Regions from separate parts of the Homo sapiens genome. Here region 2 is linked to region 1. Evidence: read pairs that join two places in POLR2A ChIA-PET (ENCODE). Cell type or tissue: Panc1. All regions are shown on one strand. Each heading gives the region's core, and the rest is flanking DNA. Links, peaks and the distances in the headings are about the cores only. Region 1 holds the start of LOC105378310 (a long non-coding RNA gene). Region 2 has its middle 190 kb from the start of LINC02672.

Region 1 (16,741 bases), core at 4,206-12,205:
AATTTGGAATATTTTAATTTACAAAATATCCCAGAGAAAATTAACTTTTTCATCTTTAATGTAGTAGTTACTTAATATGTTTGTTTATGCAACCTGCTCCTCCTATTAACTAGTTCTGAGAAACTTTGGAAAAAGCTTCTCTACACTAGATAGCAGAAGCTGTGCAATTAGAAAGAAAAGCTCATAAGAGAAAATAAATTGTAGAGTAAGACAAAACAACTCGTTCAACACATATTTTACCTGGGCCACCTGAATTTTCATTGCCTGAGTCTTATCACTGGCTTTAAAGAAAAAGTGATCAATTCCTTCTGCGGTTTATCATCTTCCCCATTATGAGTTAATGACAAATGAGCCCCTGTGCTTAGGAATGTTATCTCAAATTTTGAACTATAACATTTTACAAGCAGCCATAGTCAAATACTGCAAATGTCTCAAACAAGGCAGCTAGTCTAATGGTAGAGATTAATGTCATTTCCTTATGTCTGGAAATCATTTAATGATGACCCTAAAACTCCAGAGGAAAAAACTTTATTGGATACTGTTAACAATTGGCATAGCAGTAAAACTCCAAGGGGGGTCTTAATTAAGGATACATGCAACTCTCATATCTCTGGAAAAGTTTTGCAGCCAGAAACTTCAAGTGAAGGATTCTTAGGAATACTCAAGTATCAGGCAATCATTCAGTTGAGATCTTAAAATCAAGTGGACAATGGCATGGGGTAGATAGCATCCACCCAATACTGACAAAACAAGATCCAGATGACCAAACACAATGATTTGTAAGGCTTATCTTCTAGATTTGTAAATTTATCTTTCTTCTGTGTTGACTTATGGTTTTAGCATGTTAATAGACACCTGTTATTTTTTAACTATGATAGCTATAAAGATCCTATCCTTAATTTGCTTTGTGAACCCTCAGTCATACCGTGGTTTAAATTGCACACCTGATTTCAGTTTGCTCATGATTTTGCTAAAACATGCAACCAAACCCACTATTGGTTTTGTACTCATATTCTTTTGCTAACAATGGAGTTTATAACTCTTTAACATCACATACATAGAAATGAAGATTACGATTTCTACATGAACAGCACTATGGTACCTTTTGTAGGAGCTAAATTTTGAAAGCAAACTCACACAGAAGTAGAGCCCGAGAACAGATTCAAATGCTCTTTCAATTTTACAGACAGTACAAGGAAGGCTCACTACCTAGGCTCAATCCCTAGCTCCTTTGATTTAGATATACCCAATGAGATCTCTTCTCCAAATTTTATCACTTGACACTAGAACACAAATTTGATGAGTGGGTGCAAAATATTATAATACTATTCAATAATTGCATAGGGTTCTTTTCATCCAAAAATTACCAGTTGGTCAATAGTTAATATACTTGCTTTGCAACACAAAAAGCTATTAGCTACTAATAACAGGGTAGGTAGGGATGGATATCTATAATCAGGGTGATTCCTGATATAAGCTAGGGCATATTTTGGCCTTTCATATTCCTGTCTATGGAAAAATGAGATCCAAAAGTAATTTAATTAAACAATTATAAAAAATGAGCCACACAACTTATTTGCAATAACTTTAACGCCGTAAGGGAAATTTTGCTCTGCTTTCTTTTGCCCCAAAGTCGCTTCATTTTATGCTTTACAAGAAGCCTGAAAATTAGGATAATATATCAGGAAATGGTAAAAGTACTAACAATGTTACTAATACAATAACATTTCTTGCCTAAGAGGTTCATGCATTTGTAAAGTTGGCAATTTAAAATAAATTTTCTTTCAATATAACATTAGCCACTTGGTGTGCAACATATGTTGCCTTAGGAAAAAGTTTGTATTTGTACCACTGTATACCTCTGTGGTATCATTAGTATTACTAAAAATAAACACAAAACTAGAAATAAAACATAAAAGTTAGTAATTTGGTCAAATCTATACTGTCATATTTTGTATGGGAATTTAGTATTGAGAAAAAAATCTGTTCTTAATTTAATTAATTTACTTGTGATATCTGGCTTAGAAGTAGATTAGAGACTCTGATCATACTCTTTCTTTTAGTATTTTTTCTGTTTCGTTGCTAGGAAGTATGATCTCAGATGCTACTGCATCATTTCTGCCCCATCCAAAGATCAACAACTAAGTACCCAACATAAAGAGCAAGAGAATTTGCTTCTTAAAGAGATCAGAAAGGCTATGATCGGAAATTTTACTCACTAACAGGATATATCAAAGTTACCTAGGGAGTCCTATTCCAAGGCATTACTGGATTTATTTTAGGGATGAATAAAATGTTCTAAAATTAGATCGTATTGGTAGCCACACAACCTTATGAGTATATCAACATATCACTAAACTGAATACTTCAAATGGGAGAATTTTATGTTATATGGTTTATAGCTCTACAAAGCTGTTCAACAACTTTTAAAAATAACAGTAAAGGGACCAGGAATACTCTTCTGTGACTCTGTTAAACAATACTGTATCAGGCATATTTTCATATTATATCAATATTTTCGATAATATGAGACCAAACAAACAAAAACATTTAGATATTTCCTCTAGGGAACATTGTTCCTAGAATATAAGACAGAGCACAAACTAAAACTCTTTAGTTAAAATCTCTTTAAAGATTGTATAATAAAATTAGTCTTGTTTCTTATAATTTCAACTTTTATTTTAGATTCATGGGGTACCTGTGCAGATTTGTTACGTGGGCATACTGCATGATGCTGAGATTTGGGGTATGATTGATTCCATCACCCAGGTAGTGAACATGATACACAATATTTAGTTTTTCAAACCTTGCCCCCCCTTTCCTCCCTCCCACTTCCAGTAGTTTGTAATGTCTATTATTACCATATTTATGCCAGTGAGTACCCAATGTTTAGTTCCCATTTATAAGTGAGAATATGTGGTAGTTAGCTTTCTATTCCTGTGTAATTCACTTAGGATAATGGCCTGGAGCTACATCCATGATGCTGCAAAGGACATGATTTCCTTCAGTTATGGCTGTGTAGTTGTCCATGATGTATGTGCACTACATTTTCTTTATCCAGTCTACCATTGTTGGGCACCTAGGTTGATTCTGTGTCTTTGCTATTGTGAATAGTGCTGCAATGAACATATGAAAAATGAATGTGTCTCTTTGGTAGAATGATTTATATTTTTTTATTTAAGTTCTAGGATACACGTGCTGAATGTGCAGGTTTGTTACATAGTATAGATGTGCCATGGTGGTTTGCTGCACCTATCAACCCATCATCTAGGTTTTAGCCCCACATACATTAGGTATTTGTCCTAATGCTCTCCATCCCCTTTCCTCCCACCCCACAACAGGCCCCATTTTGTAATGTTCCCCTCCCTATGTCCATGTGTTCTCATTGTTCAACTCCTACTTATGAGTGAGAATATGCGCTGTTTGGTTTTCTGTTCCTGTGTTAGTTTGCTAAGGATGCTGGTTTCCAGCTTCATCCATGTGCCCTGGCAAAGGACATGAACTCATTCTTTTTTATGGCTGCATAGTATTCCATCTTGTATATATGTCACATTTTCATTATCCAGTCTATCATTGATGGGCATTTGGGTTGGTTCCAAGTCTTTGCTATTGTAAATAATGCTGCAATAAACATACATGTGCATGTGTCTTTATAGTAGAATGATTTATAATCCTTTGGGTATATACCCAGTAATGAGATTGCTGGGTCAAATGGTATTTCTGGTTCTAGATCCTTGAGGAATCGCCATGCTGTCTTCCACAATGATTGAACTAATTTACACTCCCACCAACAGTGTAAAAGCACTCCTATTTCTCTACATCCTCACCAGAATCTGTTGTTTCCAGACTTTTTAATTATTTCCATTCTAAGTGGCATAAGATGGTATCTCACTGTGGTTTTGATTTGCATTTCTCTAATCACCAGTAATGATGAGCTTTTTTCATATGCTTGTTGGCTGCATAAATGTCTTCTTTTGAGAAGTGTCTTTTCATACCCTTCACCCACTTTTTGATGGAGTTGTTTGTTTTTTTCTTGTAAATTTGTTCAAGTTCCTTGTAGATTCCAGATATTAGACGTTTGTCAGATGGATAGACTGCAAAAATTTTCTCCCATTCTGTAGGTTGCCTGTTCACTCTGATGATAGTTTATTTTGCTGAGCAGAAGCTCTTTAGTTTAATTAGATCCCATTTGTCAATTTTGGCTTTTGTTGCAATTGCTTTTGGTGTTTTAGTCATGAAGTCTTTGCCCATTCCTATGTCCTGAATGGTATTGCCTAGATTTTTTTCTAGGGCTTTTATGGTTTTGGGTTTTACATTTGAGTCTTTAATTCATCTTGAGTTAATCTTTTGTGTAAAGTGTAAGGAAGGGGTCTAGTTTCAGTTTTCTGCATATAGCTAGACAGTTTTCTCAACACCATTTATTAAATAGGGAATCCTTTCCCCATTGCTTGTTTTTGTCAGGTTTGTTGAGGATCAGATGGTTATAGATACGTGGTGGTATTTCTGAGAGCTCTGTTCTGTTCCATTGCTCTATATATCTGTTTTGATACCAGTACCATCCTGTTTTGGTTACTGTAGACTTGCAGTATAGTTTGAAGTCAGGTAGCACGATGCCTCCAGCTTTATTTTGCTTAGGAATGTTTTGGCTATATGGGCCCTTTTTTGGTTCCATATGAAATTTAAAGTAGTTTTTTTACTAGTTCTGTGAAGAAAGTCAATGGTAGCTTGATGGGAATAGCATTGAATCTATAAATTACTCTGGGCAGTATGGCCATTTTCGTGATATTGATTCTTCTTATCCGTGACCATGGAATGTTTTTCATTTGTTTGTGTCCTCTTATTGAGCAGTGGTTTGTAGTTCTACTTGAAGAAGTCCTTCATGTCCCTTTATAAGTTGTATTCCTAAGTATTTTATTTTCTCTGTAGCAACTGTGAATGGGAGTTCACTCTTGATTTGTCTCTCTGCTTGTCTATTATTGGTGTAAAGGAATGCTTGTGATTGTTGCACATTGATTTTGTATCCTGAGACTGCTGAAATTGTTTATCAGCTTAAGGAGTTTGGGGGCTGAGATGATGGAGTTTTCTAAATATACAATCATGTCGTCTGCAAATGGAGACAATTTGACTTCCTCTCTTCCTATTTGAATACTCTTTATTTCTTTCTCTTGCCTGATTGCTCTGGCCAGAACTTCCAATACTATGTTGAATAGGAGTGGTGAGAGAGGACATCCTTGTCTTTTTCCGATTTTCAAAGGGAATGCTTCCAGCTTTTGCCCATTCCGTATGATATTGGCTATGGGTTTGTTGTAAATAGCTCTTATTGTTTTGAGATATGTTCCATCAATTCCTAGTTTATTGAGAGATTATAGCATGAATCAGTGTTGAATTTTATCAAAGGCCTTTTCTCCATCTATTGAGATAATCATGTGGTTTTTGTCATTGGTTATGTTTATGTGATAGATTACATTTATTGATTTGCATATGTTGAACCAGCCTTGCATTCCAGGGATTTATATTCTTAAAAATATTCTTAACATCTTGTTTACTGATACTCTTTTCAAGATTCTTATCTCGCTATCCCTATTAATAAAAAGCTATTTTGTTATTTATCCTGCCCACTCACAATAAGGTTCCTACCTTGCAAGACATGCCTTAGTTCTACTTCCATTAATCTCTAAGACCCTTTATTCCTCCATATTTTCCTCATTTTGGTTTTCTTTATTTGATACTACAAGACACAATCAATCTGGCTTTCTGCTTTAATTCATTATGTCTAATCAACTTGATTTTTCTTGACTGACAGTTTTAAGGTGCTCATTTAGAGAGACATTTATTGAGGATTACTGCATGCAAGTAAAAAAAATAGGAATAATTGTGTCACTTGATCTCCCAATATTAGCTTGCACCCTTATCATATATTTTTTTCAAATTACACTTACTTTTCATCTGATAACCAAATTAAATAAATAAATAAATACCTACTCTGTAAAATTTATTTGCTGGTGTTTCCTTTTAGAAATAATTAGCTAGAATCTTTATAATGTTTATAGTATCAAACAATAATTCACATATGTATTATTCCATTCCTTTTTTAAAAATGTTTTACTCACTAGTATACTGATTTTTGACTTTACATAAAGAGTCACAATTAATGGTTTATTTTGCCTACAAGAGTATTTTAATACAATGCATACCCATATAATTGCTAAGAATATGTCTATAGATTTTTTTGTGTATTTAAATTGTAGGCCTGAAGTCATTAAAATATTTAGCCATTTAACTTTTTACAACTAAGCTGTGGGCTCACAACATTTATAGATACCTAGAACTCCAGAATTATAATAGGCCTTATCAGTTTGTTCCTTTCTATAGTTTGTCTTTGATTTTCAAATTGAATTTGAACTTAATTTATATCATGAAACCCCAACTATATCAGAATTATCTGGAAATGTAAAAGGTAATGAGGGATTTCTTAATTTATTTTTCTAAATCATAAAGACTAATATTTAGTCATTAAACAAAATATTCCTTTTATTTTGAGGAGCTATGTTCATTCATAATGTATTCTGAAAATAACTATGTGATGCCACTAATGAAATATCTGCAAATTGTCTATTTGTACATACTATCCACTTATATTACCAGATATTAAAGTGGAAATGTTAGCTTTTCTCTTAGATTTGAAAACTAATAACTCATTGATTCAATTTAATTTCATTTATTTGAATAATATCATGCTAGTACTGGTGTTGGAAGTAAATTAGCTAGACTTGAAGACAATATTAAACTAAACCAGGTAGAATTTGCAAGGGTGAAAGAAACAAAGGAGCAAGAGTTGGCTTCTCCTCTCTTCTCATTAAACCTAAAATAAGGGGCTGTCTAATGGTGGCTGTCTAAGAGGAGCAAAAGCTTACATGAGCCAGCTAGGAGTAGAAAGAGCCAAAGGGAAGGGGCTTAGTTTTCAAAATGTGAACCTTGGACCTGAAGTATTATCTGGAAATTAAGTGGGAACTTGTTAGAAATGCACAGTCTTAGACCCAAACTAGACATTATGAATCAGAATCTGTAGGTGATTCAAATATACACTTATATTTATAAAGAACCATGTTAGATAACGCTGAAGGTCAAGCTGGGTAACAATGAGAACAAAAGGAAATAATGATCTATAACACATTAGAAGCTTGAACACGAGAATAGGCTGCTTTACGTTGCTTTACCATAAGTCCTATGAATGAGCTATGAGCCTTGGCTCCAAGAGAACTGTCCTATGAGTATAGGAGTTCTAATTAGGAGAGTGTGAAGCAAAAACCAGCAGAGTATCTCAAATGGCATCATGTTACACATAAGCCATGAACTATAATTAGAGAAGGTAGCAGGAGTGGATGATATTTGATGATTTTCTAAATATATGATAATTTACATTTGCATAAAGAAAGGCATGCTATTAAAACAGCAAGGCCAAAATCCTCCTTATTTAATTTTCTCATGGTCTCTTGAGAAAAGCTGTTTGATTCAATACCTCTCACATCAATGATTCAAATGAATCCTTTGTAATAGCATCGTTATCGTACTTATAGTCAGAGCAGCCTATGTAACTGGCCAAGGTGAGCAGGTGGGTTGCAGGACATGGACAGCGTAGTGATAACTTTGCTTTTTTGGAGGGTGAATCCTTTGCAACTCTATAGCTTTTGCCCTTAAGACATAGCCTCATTTTCTTGCTCCTGAAATTGCTTCTCTTTATTTACATACTAATGAAGCATCAAAACTGCATCTGGATCCTTTAGTGTCTGCATTTGAGTAATGGTATTAAAAGTATAAAGGTATTTTTTTCTCTCTGTACTCTGTGGTGTATCACCTCGAGATTGCCCATGTTTCTTTGAAATTGTCTTTAATTCTCTCAAGTCACAGAATATAGAAACTATATATAAGCTAAACATGTGAATGTTAATAATAATTTTAAGAGTAAAGCCATTGTCTTGGCTTCAGAATTCATTACTTCATTTAAACATTGCAGCAAAACTACAACATAAGCATTAACTTGAACTTAAAATGAGAAAACTCATGCTCAAACAGGTTAATTTGCCAATAACTACTAAATAGCACAGCCAGAATTTAAAACAATTTTGCCAAATGCTAAAAAACTCCCTCTGACTTCATTGAGGAACTGATTCACTTTCCATGACACAATGGAACAGTTTATAAAATGAGTACCTTACACCTTGTTCAATTTATCCTTTAGTGTTTGTTTTTGCATAAACACTTCTACTCTGTATCTACTTTCCCATATCATCTAATTTTCTCCACTTTATTAATGCTTTAATTCTAAAAACAGCTTCCTCAGAGGGCAGAATCTTAGGAAAAAATAGAATTCAGGCAGATGAATAGATGAGGAGGAACTAACTTCTTTTTAAGTTCTTGGGGTTTGGATAGAGACTTGTGGGCTTTGGATAGCAGTTTTCATTTATTTAAGGTGCTCTAATGAAAGTTCCTGAAGAATTAGGAATGCTAATGACTTATGCTTTTTAACAAAAGGCATCACAATGCTCTCTCACTAATCTTGGTCTAATCTTGCTGTGAGGGTGGGAAGTCTGTTTGCTTTTCAGTATTCTTCCTCCTCCTCCCTCCCCTCCTCCTCCTCCTCCTCCTCTTTTTTTTTTTTTTTTTTCTGAGATTAAATCTCACTTTGTGGCCCAGGCTAGAGTGCAGTGGTGCGATCTTGGCTCACTGCAACCTCCACCTCCTGGGTTCAAGCGATTCTCCTGCCTTAGCCTCCAGAGTAGCTAGGACTACAGATGCATGCCACAACACCCAGCTAATTTTTGTATTTTTAGTAGACATCGGGTTTCCCCATGTTGGCCAGAATTGTCTCCTGACCTCAAGTGATCCTCCCGCCTTGGCCTCTCAAAGTGCTGGGATTACAGGCATGAGCCACCATGGCCAGCCCAGCATCACTTCTTCTATGGATACATAAATACACTATTCTAGTTACGCCTCTGGTTTGAAATTATGAGCCTACCTTGCACCTACCTCCTCTCTTTCGATTTTTGTAGCTCTTCCCATTCCAAAACAATTTTTTCTCTCTGATTGTGTGAATAAAGTAAGACAACAGCAGCTCAGGATTGAGGCACACTGCTTCAGGGACTCATAGCAGAAAGCTATGTGTGGAAAGCAAATTAACATTTCTTTCCTGTTACATTTATTTTTAGTTTTAATATATATTAAGTTAGGATTTCAAATGATTACAAGAGATTGCTTGAGATTTTGTCTTTATCAAGAGAAGTAACTGGCTTAAAAGAGTGAGAAATCCTCATCTACTACATAACATGTTTCTGAGGAACTAGAAGGGATTTCTCAAGAGTCCTAGGATCATAGGGAAGGTGTTAACTGGGCATGGTGGCCTCTGCCTGTAGTCCTAGCTACTCGAGAGGTTGAGGTGGGAGGATTGAGCATAGGAGTTCCAGGTTATAGGAGCATTAGTACATTTTAAAAATCTTCTCATATATTCTCTTACTATTGGACCATGTAAATAATCCAACTGACTCTACCCATTATTACTGCATTTTGTTTTCCTCAGATAAGTTAGTATTTGCTTGACAATATCAACTTGTAAATGAAGAGGTATAAACAAATCATCTTAGTTTCCTCCCCGCCAAACCAGTGGAATAAAATAATATCCTGAATGATTGATACTCTTGCAGAAATACTTTCAGGTAGGAAGAAAATGCAGCTTTTGAAAAATATAACATATTCTTTCTATGCCACAGATGGAGCCCAAATCTATAAGGTGCTTTTATTTTCAATTTGAACTTAAGAGAGGTTTTTGAGATTTAAAAAATGGATAACATAACATACTGCTGGTTGGTAAAACTGTAAATATATATTTTCAATATTTTTATTTTGTTTAAGTTGAGAACTAGATGTTTTATACTACATCATTTTTCAGTTATTTATGCTCATACTTCTACAGGAGAAAGTCATGCACTGACTATATGCGACAACCTCTGAGAATAAAGTTAAGAACAGACACTTTGAGAGACTTAGTAACCTAAACTCTGACAAGTAGGAAAATTCATGGTCTAAGCATGTATGAAGAAGGCTATGCTGTATTTACTTAAAGGATAAACTTGTCTGTAGAGATGGCAAAATACATTGGATATAATTAAATCTAACAGTAATTATTCAGTGTAATAGTGAAACAACACAGATTCCTCCTTAGGTCTTCCTTATCCCCAAAGAACTTGTGCTCAAAGCTCTGAGGAAGGGAAACAACCATCCAAAGATGACATTTTTTAAATATCAAAAGGGAAAATTAGGGAATTACTCTACCAATAATAATAATAATAAATCTACCAGGACTATAATGATTTCACATGGAAATTCTACCAATTTTTAAAACATTAACTCATTTCAATGACCAACAAGTTATTCTATAAAATGTAAAAAATAATACTTCCCATTCTGGTAATAAGTATAACATTACATTTAAATCTGATAAAACAGTACAAAAACCTATAACCATTACCATTCATGTACATCAATTTAAGATATTAAATAAAATATTAGACAGAATTCAATAGCATATCAAGAATAGACTATATCCTGACCAAGTAGTATTTATTATTAGAATTTAAGGTTGGCTTGATATTAGGATCTCAATGAATATCATATATGATATTAATAGAATTAAAGTAAGCTTTAATACAATTACCTCTGTAAGTGCTGAATTCAATACCTACTTCTCACAAAAACATTCAACTTACTAAATAGGAGTTAAGAGATGATATATATTATAATAATTGAAATACTTGCTTTAGGACTAAGAGATACATATATATACACACACACACAAAATATAAAATTACATGTATATGTGTATGTATTCACATTCAACACACACATGCACACTCATATACCTTAATCTTAATTATTGGGGAAATACAGTAGAGGTTTGAGACATTTCCCCTAATGTCAGGAGCAAGGCAAAAATGTTCATACTCTATTACTATTTAAAATTTTAATGGAGGTATGAACCAATATAATTAGATAAGATAAATTAATTAGAAGCATAACAGCTAAAGAGTTAACACCATCTATCTTTACAAGTAATGTAATAGTATGCTTGGAAAACTCTAGAAAAGCAACAATAAAATGATAAAACTAGATTTAACAATAAAAGAATAAAGTAAGTGAGCCAGTAATGAAATAACAAAATTATTAGCCCTCATTTACACATATAATAACAATTGCCAATAGCAAAAAAAACAGATTACCTATTTTGCAGTTAATAAGAAATTTTCAAAATTTAAAGAAGGAAATAACTTTAAAGACTTTTGATAACAAATAGAAAGACATTCTCTGTTCTTAGACAGGAAAAATCAACATTACAAACTTTAAGTTTTTCTCAAGGTTGTTTATAAATGTAATATAATCCCAATTAATACACACATGGATTTTTATAAAGTTAGACAAATTAAAAGTTTATATAGAAAATCAGACATGCACAGATAGTCTAGAAAACACAGAAAAATACAAACTACATAGAAAGATTAGCCATACTGGACATTACAGTATATCATAAAACCTCTGTAATGAAAACATTGTTGTACTGGTCCATGAACAGACAAAACACTGGAATAAAACAGAAAGCCATCACTTAGACCCACTATACATATGGGAATTGAATACAGTCATGCACCACATAAAAACATTTTGGTCAATGATGAACTGTATATATGATGGTTGTCCTGTAAGTTTATAATAGAGTTGAGAGAAATTCCTCTTGCCTAGTGATGTTATAGCCAACGGTTGCATTGTAACACATTACTCATGTGTTTGTGGTTATGCAGGTGGAAACAAACCTTTTGTGCTGCCACTCCTATAAAAGTACAGCACATTCAATTATGTATCTAATACATAGTACTTGATAATAATATTAAACAATTATGTTACTAGTTCATGTATTTACTATACAGTACTATTATTTCTTATTATTTTAGAGTGTACTCTTTCTACTTATTAAAAAAAAATAAACTATAAAACAGCCTCGAGCAAGTCTTCCCAGAAGAAGGCTTCATTATTATAAGAGATGGCAGCTCCATGTATGTTATTGGCCCTCCACAGTGGGACAAGATGTGGAGGGGGAAGACAGTGATGTTGATGATCCTGACCTGTGTATACCTAGGCTAATGTGTGTGTTTGGGGCTTAATGTCTAACAAAAAAGTCTGAAACATTAAAAATTCTTATAGAATAAAGATACAAAATATTTATGTACACTTGTATAATGTACCTGTATTTTAAGCTATGCTATTACAAAATAGTCAAGAAGTTAAAAATTAAAGTTTATAATACAAAGAAGCTACAGATAGCAATGTTTAATTTGCTATTGATGAAAGAAATTTTTAAAATAAATCTAGTGTGGCCTAAGTGTACAGTGTTTATGAAGTCTACAGTAGTACACAATAAGGTCCTAGGCCTTGACATTCACTAACCACTCATTCACTGAATCACTCAGAGCAACTTCCAATCCTGCAAGTTCCATTCATGGTAAGTGCCTTATACAGTGTACTATTTTAATCTCATATATAATGCATTTTCTCAGTGCTCTTTCAATGTTTACCTATGTTTAGATATAAAAATACTGTTGTGTTACAGTTGCCTACAGTATTTAGTACAGTAACACACTGTATAGGTTTGTAGCATAGGAGCAATGGGCTATATATATAGTCCAGATGTGTAGTAGGCTATACATATAGTCTAGATGTATAGTAGGCTATACCATCTAGATTTGTGTATGTACCCTCTATGATCTTCACATAATCATGAAATTGCCTAATGATGATACTTTTTTTTCAGAATGTATTTGTTGTTAAGTGACACATGATTGTATATGATAAACTTAGTATCTCAAGATATGGTGGCAAGAATAAACTGTAAGATGGTGCTGGAGCAACTGGATAACCTTTCAGTAAAAGATAAACCGAGCTTCTCTCCTCAACACATACACAATAATAAATACTTAATATGTTAGTTAACTAAATCAAATATACAAAATCATCAGCTCTAGGAGGGAAAGAAGTGAATTTATTTGTAATCTCAATGTTTTATAAAGCCTTACTTATTTTAACTCCCAAATCACAAACATACGATTGATAAATTTGACCACATATAGTTATCGGGGGAACCAGCTCCCAATATTTCAGTGTAGGTTCTTTTCTATTTTCCCTAAGTGTCGGCCAGTCTGAGAAATAAAGAGAAAGAGTACAAAGAGAAATTTTACAGCTGGGCCTCTGGGGGTGACATCACATGTCAGCAGGTTCTGTGATGCCCCTTGAGCTGCAAAACCAGCATGTTTCTATTAGGGATTTCAAAAGGGCAGGGGGATACGAACAGGGGGCAAGTCACAAAGATCACATGCTTCAAAGGGCAATAAAAGATCACAAGGCCAGGGCAAAATCAGAATCACTGATGAGGTTCCATGTCTCGCTGGGCATGTGTTGTCATTGATAAACATCTTAACAGGAAACAGGGTTCAAGAGCAGACAACTGGTCTGACTAGAATACTCCAGGCTGGAATTTCCTAATCCTAGCAAGCCTGAGGGCACTACAGGAGACCAAGGTGTATTTCATCCCTTAAATTCAACTGCATTAGACAGACACTCCCAGAGCGGCCATTTCAGAGACCGCCCCCTGGGAATGCATTCCTTTCCCAGGGTTATTCCTTGCTGGGAAAAGAATTCAGTGATATTTCTCCTATTTGCTTTCTGCAAGAAGAGAAATATGACTCTGTTCTGCCCGGCCCTGCAGGCAGTCAGACCTTATGGTTATCTCCCTTGTTCCCTGAAAATCACTGTTATCCTGTTCTTTTTTAGGATGCCCAGATTTCATATTGTTCAAACACACATGTTTTACAGTTTGTGCAGTTAACACAATCATCACAGGGTCCTGAGGCAACATACATCCTCAGCTTATGAAGATGACGGGATTAAGAGATTAAAATAAAGACAGGCATAGGAAATTATAAGAATATTGATAGGGGAAATGATAAATGTCCATGAAATCTTCACAATTTATGTTCTTCTGCCGTGGCTTCAGCCGGTCCCTTCGTTTGGGATCCCTGACTTCCCGCAACATATAGTGACACAAACTTTGCATAACAAAAAATTAGGCTAAAAGGCAAAAAAATACCTGTCAAAGTGAAAGGAAATGTTTGCAACATATAGTTAAGACTATGGGCTAACATTAGTGTGTATGTATCTGTATTTACACATATATCTTATAATTTGATGGATGAAGTACAAAGGAACAAAAACTGAATAGGAAAAACACATAAGATAATTCTCAACAAGTTTATGAAAATACCCCAATCTTATTTTTAAAACTCCAATTTATTCATAATTAGATAAATACAGATTAAAATCATACATATACACAATTTCTCTCCTAATCAGACTGCAAGAATGTATGACAACACATTCTACTGGTGAGGCTGTAGGGAAGTAGGTATTTTCCAAATTATCTGATAGAAAACAGGCACCATACATCTGGAGAAGAATTTGATAGTACCTAAAAATATCTATGTATGCACATAACCTTTTAGCTTAGTAATCTTACTTCTAGGAAAGTACCCCCCTGAGAATACATTTTTAACAATACAAGGATACTTATGCACATAGATATTTATTGCAGTATTGTTTAATCCACAACAATGAAAACAACCTAGGCACTCATACATAAAATAGATGATTAAACTATGCTAGATCTACACAGTGGATTACTTTACAGCTATAAAAAAGAATGATAGAGCGGATGCGGTGGCTCACGCCTGTAATCTCATCACTTTGGGAGGTCTAGGTGGTGGATCACCTGAGGTCAGGAGTTGGAGACCAGCCTGGCCAACATGGCAAATCCCTGTCTCTACTAAAAATACAAAAATTAGCCAGGTGTGGTGATGGGTACCTGTAATCCCAGCTACTTGGGGAGGCTGAGGCAGGAGAATCGATTGAACCCCTGGAGGTGGAGGTTACAGTGAGCCGAGATCGTGCCACTGCACTCCAGCCTGGGTGACAGAGTGAGACTCTGTCTCAAAAAAATAATAACGAAAATATGTCTGAACTGAGGTGGAATAAACTTCATAGTATGCTAAGTTTAAATTAAAAGGAAAGTACAAAATGGTCAGTGTTAGACTGGAAACAAATAAATACATGACAATACCCTTGTGACTACTCATTTGTGCAACAGAAATACAGGACTACTCCAGAAACTAATGAGATGAATTACTAGTAGAAAGTACTTGGGAAGGGGGTACAAAAATGGGGACATGGGAATGACTAGTAGGAATAATGAGGGAGTGACGTAAACCTCCTTGTTCAGCTTTAACTCTTAGAGCTATATAATGTTTCACATATTCAAAACATATGTAAGTAATTTATATCAACCAGAGTGTAAGGTAAATAGAACTCAAAACATAAAAAATGATCCTAAGATTGTTACAAGTAAACTAACATAACCACAGTGAACAAGGTGAGGAAGAAATGAACTTAGTAAACTTTAGCCTTAAAACATCAAACATTTTCTTATAAAGATAAAAATAACTATATGCAAATATTATACCATAGTTGTACATTTACATTTTATGTGATTTATAAGATAGACATTCTGAAACTTCTCAGTGTGTATATAAATTTGTAAGTAAATATACTATGGTTAACGAAACTTGGATTTCTCACTGTAGGCAAAAAGAAATACAAATAAAAAATTACAAATAAGGAAAGGAAGAAGCCTAGAATCATCTGTCTTGTAGGATTGGAATTCAGGTTATCAGTAAGAACCCATGGATGGATGTAGAAATGTGTATATGGAAGTATATTCGTTCTCTATTGCTGTATGACAGCTTATGATAAATGTTTAAAACAATACACATTTACTATCTCAAGTTTCTGTGGGTCAGTAGTCCAGGAACGCCTAGGCTGGGTCTTTGCTTTATGATCTTACCTGATTGGCTGGAAGCATTCTTATCTGGTGGTTTAACTAGAGAATAATCTGCTTCCTATCCCATTAGATTGTTGTCAGAATTTACTTCTTTGTCATGGTAGAACTGAGAGCTTTAGTTTTTTACTGGCTTTTGACAGTAGTTGTTTTTAACTCCTAGAGCCCGCCTGGAGTTTCCTGTCATGTGTACTTTTCATTGGCAGTTCACAACATGGCAGCTTGCTTCTTCAAGGCCAGTAGAAGGAAAATCTGCTAGCAAGATGGAGGCTTATATAACATCACACAATCGTTGGAGTAACTGACTTCCCATCACCTTTACCATATTATGTTAATTAGAAGCAAGTCACAAGTCTATCTACATTCAAGGGGAGATAGTTACACAAAGGCATGAATGCCAAGAGGTAGGGGTTGGAAGTGGTGCATCTAGAATTTGCCTATTGTCTGCAAATATAGGTACACATGCATATATTTACTAGGCCTGTCCACTGAAAAGCGATAACAGTAAAATTAGTATAAAAATTGGTAACTTTTCAATTATAGCTAAAAGATTGACTTTTCTCTAAAAACAAAAACTTAAGATGGTCTCTGTCTTCAATGAGGTACAACTTCTTTTGGTGGGCTGTTTCCCTCTACCACTCTACAGCAAATGAAATTTATAAAGCACTGATCTGGCTTAGTTTGATATATCATATATTAAAAGTAATGACTTTTTATTCATGTATGAAAATCATTTTACAAAATATTTATGATATT
Region 2 (16,741 bases), core at 5,634-13,633, 75 kb after region 1:
AAACTAAGTTGCATCAAACCCTTTGCTGTCACATACATGTCGTGATGAATGTCTTTTTGTCTGTGCTTATCTTTATGTTTTTGGTAATTTTTTAGAATTTATTTCTCAAGAGAGTTCATTGAATCATTCTGTATATGAATTCTGAAGTTCAGTAATTTCCGAAGTGGCTTTACCAATAGATTTACATGTCTACTAGCAAAACTTCATGTTTTTTTCCTCTGCACACCTTAACCAATACTTTGTGTTATACTTTTTCTAATGTTGAATGCCATCTAATTGAGATGTAATTTTCATATAATTAAATTTGATAGATATTAACCTTTTGTTGATTTAGACTTGCAGATACCTTTTTATAGTTTGTCTGTTAACGTTGTCTACCGTGTCCTTGGATTGAACTAGAATCTTTACTATTGATGTAGTAACATTTGTCAACATTCTGCTTTATGGTTTGTGTTTCTGTGTGTGTGTGTTTAAAGACAATTTTACTTAGTGAAATAGAAATTATCCTACCTTCTTTGTAGTAGATTTTCTCCCACACATTCTTGGTTTTAATAATTTGCTGTCTTCAATTTATTTATAAAATGTCCTGGTTTTAATCAATTTTTATAAGGGGTACAATTATGGATAGCATAAAGTAGGAAACTAGCCTTATTTTTTCCACATGTAGCATAAGGATGCAGTACAATTTTTCTGCAGCACTGGAACTAATAAATAAGTGATTTCCACGTGAATTATCAGTGTTTTCTTTATTATGTATCAAATTTCTGTGTATCCATTGTTCTATTTCTAAATGTTCTGTCTGTTCCATTCTCTTACTTTTCTGTTATTCAACATATACTGTATGTCTATCAAAATTTCAGTTGCTTTGAAATGAATAAATACTTAGTAGAATGTTTCCTTCCTTCCTCTTTGTCCCTTTTCAAAATTGGCTTAGCTCTCTGTTGACTTTTATGCTTTCATAATTGGCTTTACTGAGTTGATATAAAAACCTCTGGGATTTCTACAGATATTAGATAAATTTATATTTTGAATAGGACTGTCATGTTTGCTATATTAGCTTTTTTCCACTCATAATTGTAAAATAGAACCACATATTTAAGTGGTCCTTCTTGTCATGTCCTTGAATGTTAATGAAAATATGTTTAAAAGTTCTCCACATTACAAATATTAGATTGTTTGCTCTATTAATTTGTTTTTTCAATTTAATGAAGTTTCCTATTTCAAGTTCCTGAAAGTTGTATTATCAATAGGTTACTAATATGGTAGCATGCTTTTCCTGAAAATATTAGAAAATCATAAGATGTTATTTATTAACTCATTAATATAATTTCTATTGTTAGATTCTCTGATCTTCGATCATCTTGTATTTCTATTAATGAACTATGCAGTTAATTTTATAAATATTTCATATTTAGAAATTTGGCATCCTTTTTCAGGAATCTGATTAGCTAATTTTTTCATTTCATAAAATGAATTGGTCAGCTTTCCACCTCTTTTATATACTCTGGAATACCTTCTATAATATGAAGATTCCTTTTCTTGAATATTTGGAAGAAACACCTGTAAACATTATCTGTATATTTTCTTTAAGGTAGAGACATGTTCCTTGGTTAGTTCAATTTCTGCTTTTTAAAAAAAGTTTCTATCTTTTCTTAAACAATTATACAAATTAAAAACCTTCCAGAAATTTATTCATGTGACTAAATATTACAAAATTTATTAGTATGTCATTTTTAATAATTGTTTTATTCTTTTAATCTGTTATCTCTGGATTGTTCTTTTTGTCGTTTTTATTTTTATTTGCTTAACTCAATAAATTTTGATAAGGCTTTATTATATTATTATTATATTGTTTGTAAAAGATCCAGCTGCTAGTTTTATTATTTCTCTTTATTTATTTTTTTAATATTGCCATTTTATTTATGTGGAATTTATTCTTTATATTCATGTTTTTACACTTATCCGGTTGTACTGAAAAGAGTATTATTAGTTTTTTATTTCTATTTTTAATTATTCATGTTCTGATAAATATATACAAAGGAGCAATTTTATGAAACATTTAATGTAGAATGTAGAATATTAGTTCCACTGTATCTCATAGATTTTGGCCTGTAAAAGTGTCTTTAACATTCAATCCTAATCATTTTATAGCCTCTATGATATTTTGATTTTTAACTAAGAGTTTCTCATTAACATGTAGTTTCCAGATACATGGGGTTTATAAAAAAATTTTATTGTGATTTTTTATTTTAAATAAGTTGTTTTTGAAAATATATTATTTGTGATATAAATTAGAATTCAGTGAGAGTAATTTTTGAACCATTATAATCAGTGTTTCCTGTGTTCAAAGTTTGCTTAAAAATGTCTGTTCTCTTAGTACTGAGTGGTAAATTTTGTGCATCTATTCTAGCGTATTATTTGTGTTATGCTGTTATTCTTCTATATTGAATCAGCTGAGAAGAGTAAAAGATACTAGAGGGGGAAGAAAGTCCTCATATGTTGTTGAATGAGGATGAGGATCCTGTTGGAAAGGAAATAAGAATATTTTATTGTCCAATTTTTTTCTGGACTGAACTACCTATGACTTACTTTTAAATAATTAAATGAAAACTTGAAAAGAGACATAAATCATATCATTCTTCATATTACTGCTAGTTTCATGTATATCTGGATTACTTAGGTAGCAAGGTTTGAAATAATGTAACAAGTGTGTCATTTTGAATTTAAGTCACCGAAACAAAATATCAGAGGAATAGGGCTCTCATAGAATATTTTATGTCAGGGGGACAATGTGTTTAGATACTTTCCTCTTTGTACAACTACATTTTAATATAGTATACACATATATGACATTTAGAAAAAAAGTTTTAATTTTCTTTTTTAAATTGTACTTTTCATATCCTCCAAATAACTTCAAAAGTTTTAGGGTTTCAAAAATCAAGAAGCTTCTCATCACAACACTGTAATTATATATCATCAATGTTTAGGCTTAATACTTTGGAATATCTTTCATGCCACTTTCAGTAAGATTTCACCCACTCATGCTTGTTCAGTAAGGTCAAGAATATAAGCCTGAGAACCACTGGAAGGATTCCAGAGTGGAAATTCAAAAACAGTAATTTTTCTACAGAAATATAATTGAGTGCACAAAGGTTATGTTAGGTCAGAAAGAGAGCTGTGTTCAGTGGAACTAGAAAAGAATTAAAACGTTTACACTGAAGATAATTAGCATGGTGTGAAAATATGACACTTAATTTCCCACAAAAAAGTGTTATTAAACCACCCTACATATGATTGTTTGTAGATGACAGTGTTTTACCATAGAATGTTAAAAGATTTAAAAATAGAATAATAACAGAGGAAGAGTTTTGACAAAGTCCCAAGGATGATTTATATTATCCACTGGAGTAAAAACTCCAGATAACACAATTGTTTCCTAAGTTGAAACAGTTGAGATTTAAGAAAATGAAAAATCAAAGTGAATGAAATCTACAAACCTTTTAGCTAAATGAAGTCATTCTAGAACTACTTACTTTTATTTACCTATATATATATTTTGCCTAAGACTATAATCATTATTTGAATTGATGTTTAAAATCAATATGAGATTACATAGCCCCTCATTATAAAGTATTTACTGAATAGTTGCTATGGGCAACCATGTGTATGTGTGTTTTTTTAAATACGTATAGATTATGAAATATATTTTGTGCCCTTAAAGAGCTCAGAGTTTACTATCATAGGTGTTGATCTTGTAATAAATAGTTCTGATCCATAATATTTTAGTTCTCTTACTTCTGGGACATGGTGGAATTGCACCATTCTGGTTACAAGTGAGCAGTGGTGAGCCTATCACCTCCAGTGATAGCTTATAAACTCCCATATATATTTTATTATGCTTCCTCCTTGACTATATCTAGTGGTATTCTAAATATAGAGACTCCAACAGTATAAGTCTCTAAGTGAGGACATCATCAAGCATGTCCTCTTCCAAAGGAAAATCTAATGCCTTATGTCTGTCCTGATCAACACAATAATTGTTACATTATTAACAACATTTACCTGTTTATCTGCTCAAAAATATTTACTGAGCATTCTATTAAAACCACCATACTCAGTGCACTAAATATCAGAGATATAAAGTTGATGACTTGCTAATAATGATAGATAGACAAATAAACAATAAAGTTATATCTTCTCTGTTAGCAATCAGTATGTTGCATGGCATGTAAATATATGACCTAAGTGACTGGCTTTGTGTGATTGAAAGGAAATAATCAGAAATATGATCCTTCAGCTAAAATCTTGAATGAGGGCAGAATGCTTTCACTGGATTTAGTAAAAAGGAAGAATATAGAATAAATAGTATTGCAGACAAAAGTTGCTCCATTAGCATGTCAAGTTTTCTGAAACATCACAGGAAGTTTATGAATCTGAAAAATAGTACAATTGCAAAAAGGAGAATCAAAACTTAAAAGATATTTTAAGTCATGGTAAGGAAATTTACCTCTATGCTATGAGCCATGTGGATTCTCTGAAAGATTTTAAGCAGGAACAGGTACTTTAGATATAGGATTAGGTCTGAAAAAGTCCACTCCAACAGGAATAAAAATTAGAGTTTAAGTTGGGCAGCATGAGTTACAGAAACTGTGCTGAGAATATGTTATCAAATAAGAAAGTCAGAGAGGGAAAGCAGAGGAGAGAGAAAATAATAGTGAGGGGAGAGCATGTAAGGATGATGTTAAGAAGGCAAAACCCACATAAAAATGATAGTTCATTTTTATTGAGCACTTTATCTGTCCCAGGCACAGTGATAACTTCTTTACAAGAGTTTTTATACCTAATCTTTATAATAGAATTAAGCTTATGAGTTAGGTAACCTCTATGAGGCACAGAGAGGTAAAAGAGCTGGGGAAATTACATAATTAGAAGTTGTAGTCCAGGAATTGGGCACAGGCAATTTGACCTTAGGCCAAATTCTCTTAAACACTAGTCTATACATACCACCCCCGCCGCCCCAAGCAGGATAAAAATTCATGGTCGATTGTGTAATAGTATTATGTAGTATTTATAAAGAGATTCAGGCAGTATGACAGTTCAAGAAAAAAAAACTAGAAATATTTTTAAAAGGACTTCATCAGAGAGATGGTAATTGAAATAGACCTTGACAAGTGGCTAAGATTTCAATAAGTAAAATTGGTGACAAGTTCATTCAGATGTGATTAAATATATAAAATGAAGAACTCATGAGAAGTTTTTGTAATGAGTAAAAAAGGAGTTTTGTGATACATGGAGAAGGAAAGTATTACAATTATTAAGAAATTTTATACAGAAGCAAATAACTTAGTCTTTAATAACTATGTGCTCATTGGAGTTAAAAAAAAATAAGCCTAGTATGGTATATTGAGATCAGATTACACAAGGCTTTAAAAGTTAATTTAATTATGTACTTCTTGAAAGTTTAGGCCCTAAAAAGAAAGTTCATATATGCTATGCCTTAGTCTGATAAGTCTGAAAGTGAAGAAAAGAATGGTTGTCGTAGACTCAATTAGAAGTTTATTCGAGTAGATCAGACAAGATATAATTGGACCTTACAGAACTAGTGGTGAGGTGTAAAGAAACTGAAGATTTAGGGACGATAAGACATATAAGCGTTACTGGATGTGGGAGATTTCAAAATAAACTATCTAGTAATAAGGTAAAGCTTTTGTCACAGGATCCTTGGGGTGTAGCTTTTCCAGCCAGAAACCTCTGTGGCTGGTGGCACCTTTGCTCAACTCTTTCTTGGGCCCACTGGGCTTGTTCTACCCACTCAGCGTGGCAGGTTGCACTTGGCTTGTGCTACTGGCCTGGATCCCAAGCCTACCAAGGGTGAGCCAGGTGTGGAGTGGTGAGGGGTGTGTGAGCAAATGAGTATGGTACCTGGCCACTGTGCACAGCCAGGCACACTAGATGCAGCAGGGTGAGCAGCTCCAGGGACCAGCATGGATGCCAGCTCCCTGTGAGGCTGCAGCTGGACCAGGAGTACTGCAAACCCCCTCCACAGCACTGCGAAATGTGGTGGCACCCAGAAGCTTGGAGATGCCAGGAACTGCAAAGCCCCAAAGAGGGTGTTGCAGCCTGGTTTGGAGAACTCCTGGGTCTGGGCTTCCCAAAGGGCTGCAGCTCTTATCTCCATCTCTCTTCTATCCTTGTCACCTGTAACGTGGTGAGCAAGGGGCACGTTTCAGCCCTGTTTGTGTTACACCTCTTTCAGCCCCACCATTTGGCAGGTCCCAAGTTCTTGTCCTGCATCCAGGAAGAATGAGGTATATGGACAAGTGGAGGGTGAACAAGGCAAAGAGGTGTTTCGTTGAGTGACAGAACAGCTCAGAGGGGACCTGCAGTGGGTAGCTCCTCTCCCCCAAGCAGGTCATCCCAATGAATGTTCAGTTCTCAACAGAAAGGAGGCTTACAGTGGGTAGCTTCTCTCCACAGGCAGGTTGTTCCATTGTTTTCTCAGCTCTCAGCAGAGAGGAGACCTACCTACAGTGAGAAGCTCCTCTTCATAGGCAGTTTGTTTGTCTGCTTAGCTCTCAGCAGAGAGGAGACCCACAGTGGCTAGCTCCTCTCCATGGACAGGTCATCCATCCTCTGCTTAGCTTTCAGCAGAGAGGAGACCCACAGTAGTTAGTTCCTCTTCACAAGCAGGTCATCCAGTCATCTGCTCAAGTCTGGCTGAGTCCGGGGTTTTTATGGGCTTCAGAGGGGAGGAAGTACATGCTTATTCGTTCATGGACAGCCATGGGCAGGCCAGGAAAAAGCAACCTAAGTTCTCATTTCGGTCCATGGAACTGGCAGCCCAGTTCCCAGGCCTCAGGCCATCCCTGGGCTAAAGGTGGGGTTTACTGGGGACCCACTCCTGCCTAGGAGTCTGTCTGCCTCCTGATGCCATTAACCTGCTGTCCATAGTGCTCATGATGCCCAGGCTGTTCATGCCAAGGGGCACCTGCAGGCCTGTGGTGAACTGACCTTAGCCCCCACTTGGCCTCCCTTCCTTGCTCGTTGGTGCCCAAAGTCTGGAGGGGGAGCTGAGGCGGCAGCAGTCTAGCATGTCAGTGCTGCCCTGAGCATGGGCACATTTGGCTATGTCGTGACAGTGTCCAGGCTTAGCCACAACTTTGCTCTGAAATCAGAGTGAGCACGAGGAGTAGAGAGAGGCCAGGCGGTGGGAGTAGGTACTTCTGAGCCTACAGGGACAGGGGGTTTTCTGGGCCCCAAAGAGTACAGAGATGCCCGGGTCTGCATTCGTGGCTGGGTGGCTACAGCTGTACACAGGAGGATGGGGCTCCAGCTCCTCCAACTTGGAAAGGAGAGGTGCTTCTGCCTCTTCCTGCACCTCTTGGCTCTGTGAAGTGCACAGCCCTGGCCAAGCCTCCCCTGCAGCAGCCAGTGTCATGGCTGCAGCCACTCCAGATGGGCTGCGGCTACCATCACTATCATATTCTTGCTGATAAAATATACTAACAAAGAGACATTAATAGTATTCTTACCCAAAATCAATAATTTGAATTTAGTCTTAGGAAATATAAAAAATAATACAATTTAGTGATATTTTACAAAATAACTGAGCTGTACTCCTCAGAAACAGAGTGATTTCAACAATCTGGCTTCACTTTCCCACAGATAAAATGAAAAAAAAAAGTATCTAATGCCAAGCTTATCACCACCAATATCCTGGAACTCAAAACTGAGGTTTATGAGAAATCCTAATGCCACAAATAAGTAAAACACTGAGCAGAAATTAGAAGAAATGGACTTCTTTATCTGTACACCTGCCTTCCGTACTGTAAGGCACTGTGTGGAAAAGTCTCCTGGACTAATGATTTCTATACTGGAAAAAGTGGCAATGAGGCATGCAGCCAGCTTCCCCATCAGCTTGGGTTTCTACACAGAACAGCTGTTTCTGCCTCAGCCCTCTCCCTCAGGGGAGCATTGTAACTGCCTGTGTGGAGAGGGACCCCTGTGGACAGCTGAATATAAACAGTAGAGATGGGGAATAGCAGCACCAGTGCAAAACTCACAGGCTGCTCTCCAACTCAGACAAAAAAGAATACAAATTAGAGAGGTTGTTCAGCTGCACTACGCAATAGAAAGCAGTCTTCACAGGCCCTCTGTGGATGAACTCCTAGACAGCCTCCCCACACAGCTGGAGAAACCCTTTCTAACTCCCCTAGTTGGGACTTTTTGCAAGAGCCATGGCAACTCTGGCTTTAAGGTGTCATCTAACGTCAAAAAGAAAGCAGTGATATAGTGTTAAAGGAATCCATAGAACCTTTAAACACACATATGTTGGAGAGACAGTAAAGACTGGAATAAGTAATCCTTCAACGTGAAGACACAAAAATATATCCTTAACAAACAACAAACAAGGAACCATGACCTCCCCAACTGGATAAAGCAAGAAGTCAGTGACTGACCCCAATGAACTCTCAGATCAAGAATTCAAAATAGCAGTCTTGTGGAAACTCAGAGAACTTTAAAGTAACATTAAAAAGCAATTCAGAAATTATAAGGTAAATTTAACAAAGAGATTGAAATAATTTTTTAAAATCAAATAGAAATTCAGGAGCTGAGAAATATATTAGATGAACTGTAATATGCATCTGTGGGTCTCATCAGAAAAACTAATAAAGGTAAAAGAATTAGTGATCTCAATGATAGGCTATTTAAAAATGCACAGTTAGGCCAGGCCTAGCGGCTGGCACCTGTAATCGTGGCACTTCAAGGCAGAAGGATCACTTGAGCCTAGTGGTTTGAGACCAGCCTGGGCAAGATGGTGAGGCCCCATTTCTACAAAAAGTTTAAAAAATTGGCTGGGCAGGGCATGATGGTGCATGCCTGTAGTCCCAGCTCCTTGGGAGGCTAGGGCAGAAGGATCACTTCAGCCCAGGAGATCAAAGCTGTAGTGAGCCATGTTCACGCCACTGCACTGCAGTCTAGGTGACAGAGTGAGACTTTGTCTCAAAAAAAAAAAAAAAAAAGAAATTAAACAGTCAGAGGGAAATAAGAATATTAAAAAGGAATGAGGAATGCCTACCAATCTAGAAAATAACCTCAAATAGGCCAATCTAAGAGTCATTGCCCATCTAGGAGGGTTGAGGGAGAACCAAACATAGATCTGATTTAAAAAAATAACAAAACCTTTCAAACCCAGAGAAATATATAAATATCTAAGTACAGAAAAGTCAAAGATCACCAAACAGATCCTACACAGATAAGACTACTCCAAGGTATACAGTAATAAAATTCTCACTGGTCAAGGACAAAGAGAATCCTAAGAGCAGAGAGAGAAAACAAGCAAATGACATAAAGGGGTACGAATTCATCTGGTAACAGACTTCTCACTGGAATCCAAACAGGCCAGGAAGGAATGGGATGTCATATTCAAAGGCCTGAAGAAAAAGAAAGCTGGCAGTCGAGAATATTGTCCCTCAGTAAACCTGTCCTTTCAACAAGAAGAGATAAAGACTTTCCTAGACAAACAAAAGCTGAAAAAACTCATTAGCACTAGAATTGTATTAAAAGAAATGCTAAAGGTAGTTATTTAATCTGAGAAAACATGCTAATGTGCAATTAAATATCAGAAGGTATGAAGCTCACTAGTAAAACTAAGTGCACAAACAATTTCTGAATACTACTGCAGTGAGGCGAGTAACAATTTACATCTCTAGTATGAAGATAATTACATAAAAATTAATAATTCCAACAATTTCTTAAGAGATGGGCAACAATGGAAATTCAGATAATAAAAGTCAAAATATGTGAGGTGATAAGTGTAAAAATTTTCAGTTTTTTTAATTCCTTCAGGATCAAAGTTATTTTTTCAAAATAAATTCTTATAAATACAAGATTTTTTTTGTAAGCCTCATGGTAAACATAAATCAAAACTTATAACTGATACACTAAAAATAAAAAGCAAGGAACCAAAACATACTACCAAAAAAAAAAAATCTATTATCCACAAAGGAAGACAGTAAAAAAAAGAACAGAGGACTTACTTACAAAACAACCAAAAAGTAAATAACAAGATGGCAGTAGGAAGTTTTTATGTAAAAATGATAATAGTGAATATAAATGGAATAAATTCTCAAATTAAAAAACATAGAATGATTGAATGGATTTAAAATACAGCCAACTATGTGCTACCTACAGAAAATTCACTTTACCTATAAAGTCATTTAAAAGTGAAGGAAAGGAATAGAAAAATGTATTCCATGCCAAAAAAGTAGGAGTAGCTATATTTATACCAGAAAAACAGACATCAAGTAACAAACTGTAAGACAGATGGAGAAGGTCACACTGAAAAAGAGGTAAATTCAGCAAGAGGATATAACAAATGTAAATATATATGTGAGCTGGCAGAGCTGGCATGGTGGCTTACACGTGTAATCCCAGAACTTTAGGAGGCCAGGACAGGCGGCTCACTTGAGCCCAGAAGTTCAAGACCAGCCTGGACCACATAGTGAGACCCCATCTCTGAAAGTAAGTTTAAAAATTAGCTGCATGTGGTATCATGTGCCTGTAGTCACAGCTACTTGGGAGGCTGAGGTGGGAGGATTGCTTGAGCCCAGCAGGTCAGGGCCACATTAAGCTGTGATCACACCGCTGCACTCCAGCCTGCACAACAGAGTAAGACCCTGTCTTCAAAAAAAAAAAAAAAAAGAAAAAGAAAAAAGTAAATATGTATACAGTCAACATCAGAGCATCAAAATATATAAAGTAGATATTAATAGATCTAAAGAGAAAGCGAGACTGCTATACCAAATGAACCTAACTGAAATTTATAAAACATGTCATCCAACAGCTGCAGAATATATGTTCTCATCAGCACAAGAAACATCATTTGGCATAGATCATATGTTAGTCCACATAACAAGTGAGAAAATTCAACAAAATTGAAACTGTACCAATTTTTTTATGGCCAGAATTGAATAAAAATAGAAATCAATAATGAGAGGAACTTTAGAAAAAGTACAAATACATGGAAATTAAACATATTTCTGAATGACCAATGGATCAGTGAAGAAATTAAGAAGAAAACTTAAAAATCTGTAGAAGGGAAAATAGAAATACAACATATCAAGACCTGTAGGATACCATAAAAACAGTAAAAAACGGAAAGTTCATTGCAATAAATGCCTACATCAAACAAGTAGAAAGACTACAAATAAACAACCTAATGATACATCTCAAGCACCTAGAAAAGCAAGAAAATAACTCCAAAATTAGTAGAAGGAAAAAAGAAAGATCAGAGCAGAAATAAATAAAATTGAGTCCAAAGTAATGATAAAAAGATCAATGAAATGAAGTCCAATTTTTAAGAAGGTAACAAAAATAACATTTAAGTAGACTATGAAAAAAAGTGAGATAACCTAAATAGAATCAGCAAAAAAAAGGAGACAACTAATGCTACAGAAATACAAAAGGGGATTAGATGCTATTATGAAAAATTATATGCCAATACATTGGACAACCTAAAAGAAGATGGATAAATTCCAAACTACATATAACCTACCAAGATTGAACTACGTAAAAACAGAAAACCATGCACAAACCAATAATAAGTAATGAGATCAAGGGAGTAATATAGTTACTTATCAAAGGAAAGTCCAAGATCTGATAGCTTTACTGCTAAATTTTACCAAAAAAAAAAAAGGGGGAAATAATACCACTTCTACTTAAACTACTCAAAAATGTTGAAGAAGAAATACTTCCAAACTCACTCTGAGTTCAGCCATTACCCAGCTGCTAAAACTAGACAAACAAAACTAGTCAAATATTCCTGAAGAGCATAGATCCAACAATCCTTAACAAAATGCTAGCAAAACAAATTCAACAACACATGAAAGAGATCATTCTCATGAACAATTGGGATTTATCCCAGGAATATAAAGATAGTTCCATATATATAAATCAATAAATATGATACATTGCATTAACAGAAACAAGGACAAAAGCTATATAATCATTTCAATAGATGCTGAGAAACATTCAATAAAATTCAACATTCCTTCAAGATAAAGACTATCAACAAACTGAGTATAGAAACAATATACCTCAAACCAATAAAGGCCATATATGACAAACTCACAACTAACATCATGCCTAATAAAGAAAAATTGAACACCTTTTCTCTAAGATCAGGAACAAGACAAGGCTGCCCACTTTCACCACTTTTATTCAACATAGTGCTGGGAGTTCTCCCCAGAGTAATTATGCAAAAGAAAAAAAAAAGGGCATCCAAATTGAAAAAGAAGTCAGATTGTTGTTGCTAAGACTTGTATTAGTCCATTTTCACACTGCTATAAGACTGCCCGAGACTGGTTATAAATAAAAGAGATTTAATTGACTCACATTTCTGCATGGCTAGGCAGGCCTCAAGAAACTTGAGAAATCATGATGGAAGGGAAAGCAGGCATTTTCTTCATAAGGTGGCAGGGTAGAGACAGAGTGAGACAAGGGTGAAGAGCCCCTTATAAAACCATCAGATATCTTGAGAACTCACTCACTATCACAAGAACAGCGTGGGGGAAACTGCCCCCATGATCTAATCACCTGCCACCAGGTCCCTCTCTCGACACGTGGGGATTACAGTTAGAGATGAGATTTGGGTGGGGACACAGAGTAAAACCATATCACTACCCAAAGTGATTTACAGATTCAATGCAATCTTTAGGAAAATATCGATGACAGTCTTCCCAGAAGTAGAAAAAATCTTAAAATGTATATGAAGCAACAAAGATTCTAGATAGCCAAAGAAATCCTGAGCAAAAAGAATAAACTGGAGGCACCACACTGTCTTCAAAATATACTACAAAGTTATAATAACACAAATAGCATGATTCCAACAGACCAATGGAACAGAATAGAAAACCCTGAAATAAATCTATGCATTATAGCCAACTCATTTTCAACAAAGGTGCCAGGAACATACATTTGGGAAAGAAAAGTCTCTTCAAGAAATAGTGCTGTTAAAACTAGATATCCATATGCAAAAGAATAAGACTGACTAGTCTCCTTTCTGTCACCATGTAAAAATATATATATATTAAAATCAAATGTGTTAAATATAAGACCTGAAATTATGAAACTATTAGAAGAAAATATTCGGGAACTGCTTTTGGCCATTTTTCCTGGCAAGGATTTTTGGGGTACAATCTCCAAAACGTAGACAACAAAATTTATATAGAAAAATATATACTGCTAGAAATCAAACAACTAACAGAGTGAAGAGACAACTCATAGAATGGGAGACAATATTTGTTAATTATGCATCCTACAAGGGATTAATAACCAGAATATATAAGGAACTCAACAGCAGAATCATCATCATCATCTGATTAAACGATGAGGAAATAATGAGTAGACATTTCTTAAAAAAAGACATACAAATGGATAACAATTATTTTAAAAATGCACAACATCATTAATCATCAGGGAAATGCAAATCAAAACCGCAGTGAGATATCACCTCACCCCAGTTGGAATGGCTGTTATAACAAGACAAAAAATAACTGATACTGGTGAGGATGTGGAGAAAAAGAAACTCACACATTGTTGATTTTATTGAAGTAGGGCATAGAATGGTGGTTATCAGGAGCTGGGAAGGGTATGGGAAAGGAGGATGAAAAGACATTGGTTAATGCATGCAAAGTATAGTTAGATAGAAGAAATAAGTTCTAATATTTGATAGCACAGTTAGGTGACTAAACAATTTATTGTATATTTCAACATAACTAGAGTAGAAAATTCAAAATGTTCCCAAGAAAGAAATGATAAATGCTGAGGTGATGGGTACCCCAACTACACTGATAGGATTTTTACATGTTGTATACATATATCAGAATATCACATGTATACCAGAAATTTGTATAATTATTATGTATCAATAAAAAAAGAAAAAGCCTAGGTTAATGAAGAAAAAGAAACACTGAGAGGGTATTCCAGACTTGAAAAAGATAAAGTACCATGGCAAGCAAGTACAAATATGATTCTAGATGGAACCTGCATCCAGTTTTTGTTTGTTTTTAAATTGTTTTTGTTATAAACTACACTGAAATAATAACTGGTAAATATAAATATGGTCAAGATTAGATAATATTATTCTGATTAATATGATTCATGGGTTTTGATAAAAGTACTCTGAGTTTGTAAGAAAATATTCTTTGTCATATGAAATAGACTGATGTATTTCAGAAATAAATTTCAAACTTTGACAACATACAGAGTATGCTCTCTGCCTAAAATGAAATTAAATTAGAAATAAACAAAAACAAAATAAATAGAAAAGCCTCACATAGTTGAAAATTAAATAGTGAATGTCTAGATAACCATTGGTTTGGAATTATTTTAAACTAAATAATAATACATAACATAAAATGTTGGTGATGCTCATAAAATAGCATTTATTTAAATGAAAACTTTAAAATCTGGTCCTATTCAAAAATAAAAGTTTAAAATTAGTTATCTAAACTTCCACACTGAGGTTAAAAAAAATGAGCAAATTAAAACCAAATTAATAGAGGAGATAATAAAGGTAATAGAAGAAATGGATGAACTAAAGAACAGATAAACAATAGAAAAAATTAGAGCCAGTTTTTAGTACGAAATAAAATTAAGTTCTAGAAATACTTATCAAAAACAAGTAAAATATATAAATTATCAATCTCAGGAATGAAATGAGACATCACTAAAGATCATAGAGTTATAAAAATGATAAGATAATACAAAGAATATGCTGACACATTCAAACATTAATTGCAATGGAACTATTTCCCGAAAAATAATTATAAAACCAATAGAAAATAGAAAATTTGAAAATCCCCATATCTATTAATGTATTTAAATCTGTCATCAAATTATTTCCATAAAGAAAACTCTAACACCAGAGGGTTCAATTGATAACTTTTATTAAATATTTAGAATAAGAAACATTGCCAATCTTAAAAGGGGAGATGAATTACTGATGCTACAACATGAATGAAACTTAAGAACATTATGTTAAATGAAAGAAGCCAATCACAAAAGACACATATTATGATCCCATTTGTATGAAAGGAATAGGAATATCAATTGGGACAAAAAGTAGATTAGCAATTATCTAGGTCTGGGGAGGTTGAGGTGTAGTGGACAGTGGCTGCTAACTAGTATGAGGTTTCTTTTGGGGGTTTTGAAAATGTTCTACAATTGTTTGTAGTGATGATTGCACACTTTATGAATATTAGAAAACAATGAATTATGTAATTTAAATGTATAAATTGTATAACATATGAATTATATCTAAATAATGATACTAATAAGAAAGAAAAATACATCATAAACAATGAAGTTTTCCCCAAGAATTTTTTTAAAAAAGCTATTTCAAGGGTGGGTATTGTGGTTCACACCTGTAATCCCAGCACTTTGGGAGGCTGACTGGGAGAATCACTTGAGCCTAGGAGTTCAAGACAAGCCTAGGCAATAGAGAAAGACCCTACTTCTACAAAAATAAAAAAAAAATAGCTTGGCATGGTAGTACATGCCTGTAGTCCCAGCTACTTGGGAGGCTAAGTGGAAGGATTGCTTGTGCCTGGAAGATCGAGGCTGCAGTGAGTCATCATGGCTCTGCACTCCAGCCTAAGAAACAGAGCAAGACCCTGTCTCAAAAATAAATAAAATTATTTCCATGTATGAAAATCAATGTAATTCATAATATCACCAGAATTAAAGAAGAGAGACCTTATATCATTAGATGTAGAGGGAAATTTATAAATTTTACCACCCATTAGGAAAAAAAGAAAACATTGTCAACAATGTTGGAATAGAAGGAAATTTTCTTAATAAGGGGCATATATGGAATAATTAAGTGTCTATTATAGGACTAAAATTGATGGCATACACGTCGGCATGCATACGTGTGTGCATATGTTTTTATTTTTTCTTCGTTTTCACCTCTCTTTCTTCTATAACAAGATGTTGTTGTAGTCTCTCAAAGGGATCACTTTCCTGATTGTACACTTTTTACCCTTTTTATTATTCTGGTCTTTATGAGAACTCTTTTCTGATTTCTAAGCACCTGTATGTCACAAACCAGTTTGCATTATGTGCCTCTATCTGCCATCTCACACTTGTACACTCATACTTACATGAGTTGGGGAATAGGGAATAGCTGCTATGTGCTGGTAAGAATATATGGGCCTTTCGGCATTGTGCATCTACAGGAGCTAGCAGATGTGGAACCCAAGGAAGATGCTGATTCATCAAACAGAATAGGAAGATAAAACCGTACTGAAATAGAGAACAAATGCACAATTCCAAGAGTTGGTGGGATATAAAGTATCTGTGTTCAGATGAATGAGAAGCCTGATGCAAATTTTCTATAGTAGATATTATTGTTAGCTAATTAGAGCTAACATTTGTTGGGCACTTAACATGTGCCAGCCATTATCCAAATCCCCTTTAAACATTACTTTATTTAAACTTCATAACAAATTTATGAGTTAGTATTATTTTCTCCATTAAAAAGGGAAAATGATAATCATAAAGATTAAATAACTTGGCACTATCACATGGCTTTTAAATGGATCAAGAATTAAAAACAGTCAGTGTAATTACACAATTGCAACTCATCTGCCAATATTGATATGCCTGAATTAGAGGTGACAAGAGGAAACCAACAGCTTTCCTTTCTTCAGGGCTCATAGAGTTCAGTCTTTGTATT

What was found. Peaks named below come from ENCODE experiments on the same cell type or tissue, not always from the same donor. Only the 100,000 strongest peaks of a DNase experiment are listed, where the experiment ranks them.
Region 2: POLR2A ChIA-PET joins it to region 1 with 10 read pairs; 2 of 35 experiments call an interaction of 5 or more read pairs at or near these places.

The regions. Positions count from the first base shown.
Region 1 is chr10:53,142,213-53,158,953 of GRCh38, forward strand. It overlaps LOC105378310 (a long non-coding RNA gene), which reads left to right and starts at 9,591. Exons shown (of 3, transcript XR_945975.1): 1 at 9,591-9,710; 2 at 16,149-16,389. In Panc1, for the core only: no CTCF peak of the experiment used is centred there; no DNase peak of the experiment used is centred there.
Region 2 is chr10:53,216,067-53,232,807 of GRCh38, forward strand. No RefSeq gene overlaps it. Among named protein-coding and RNA genes, the nearest start is that of LINC02672, 190 kb to the left of the region's middle. In Panc1, for the core only: no CTCF peak of the experiment used is centred there; no DNase peak of the experiment used is centred there.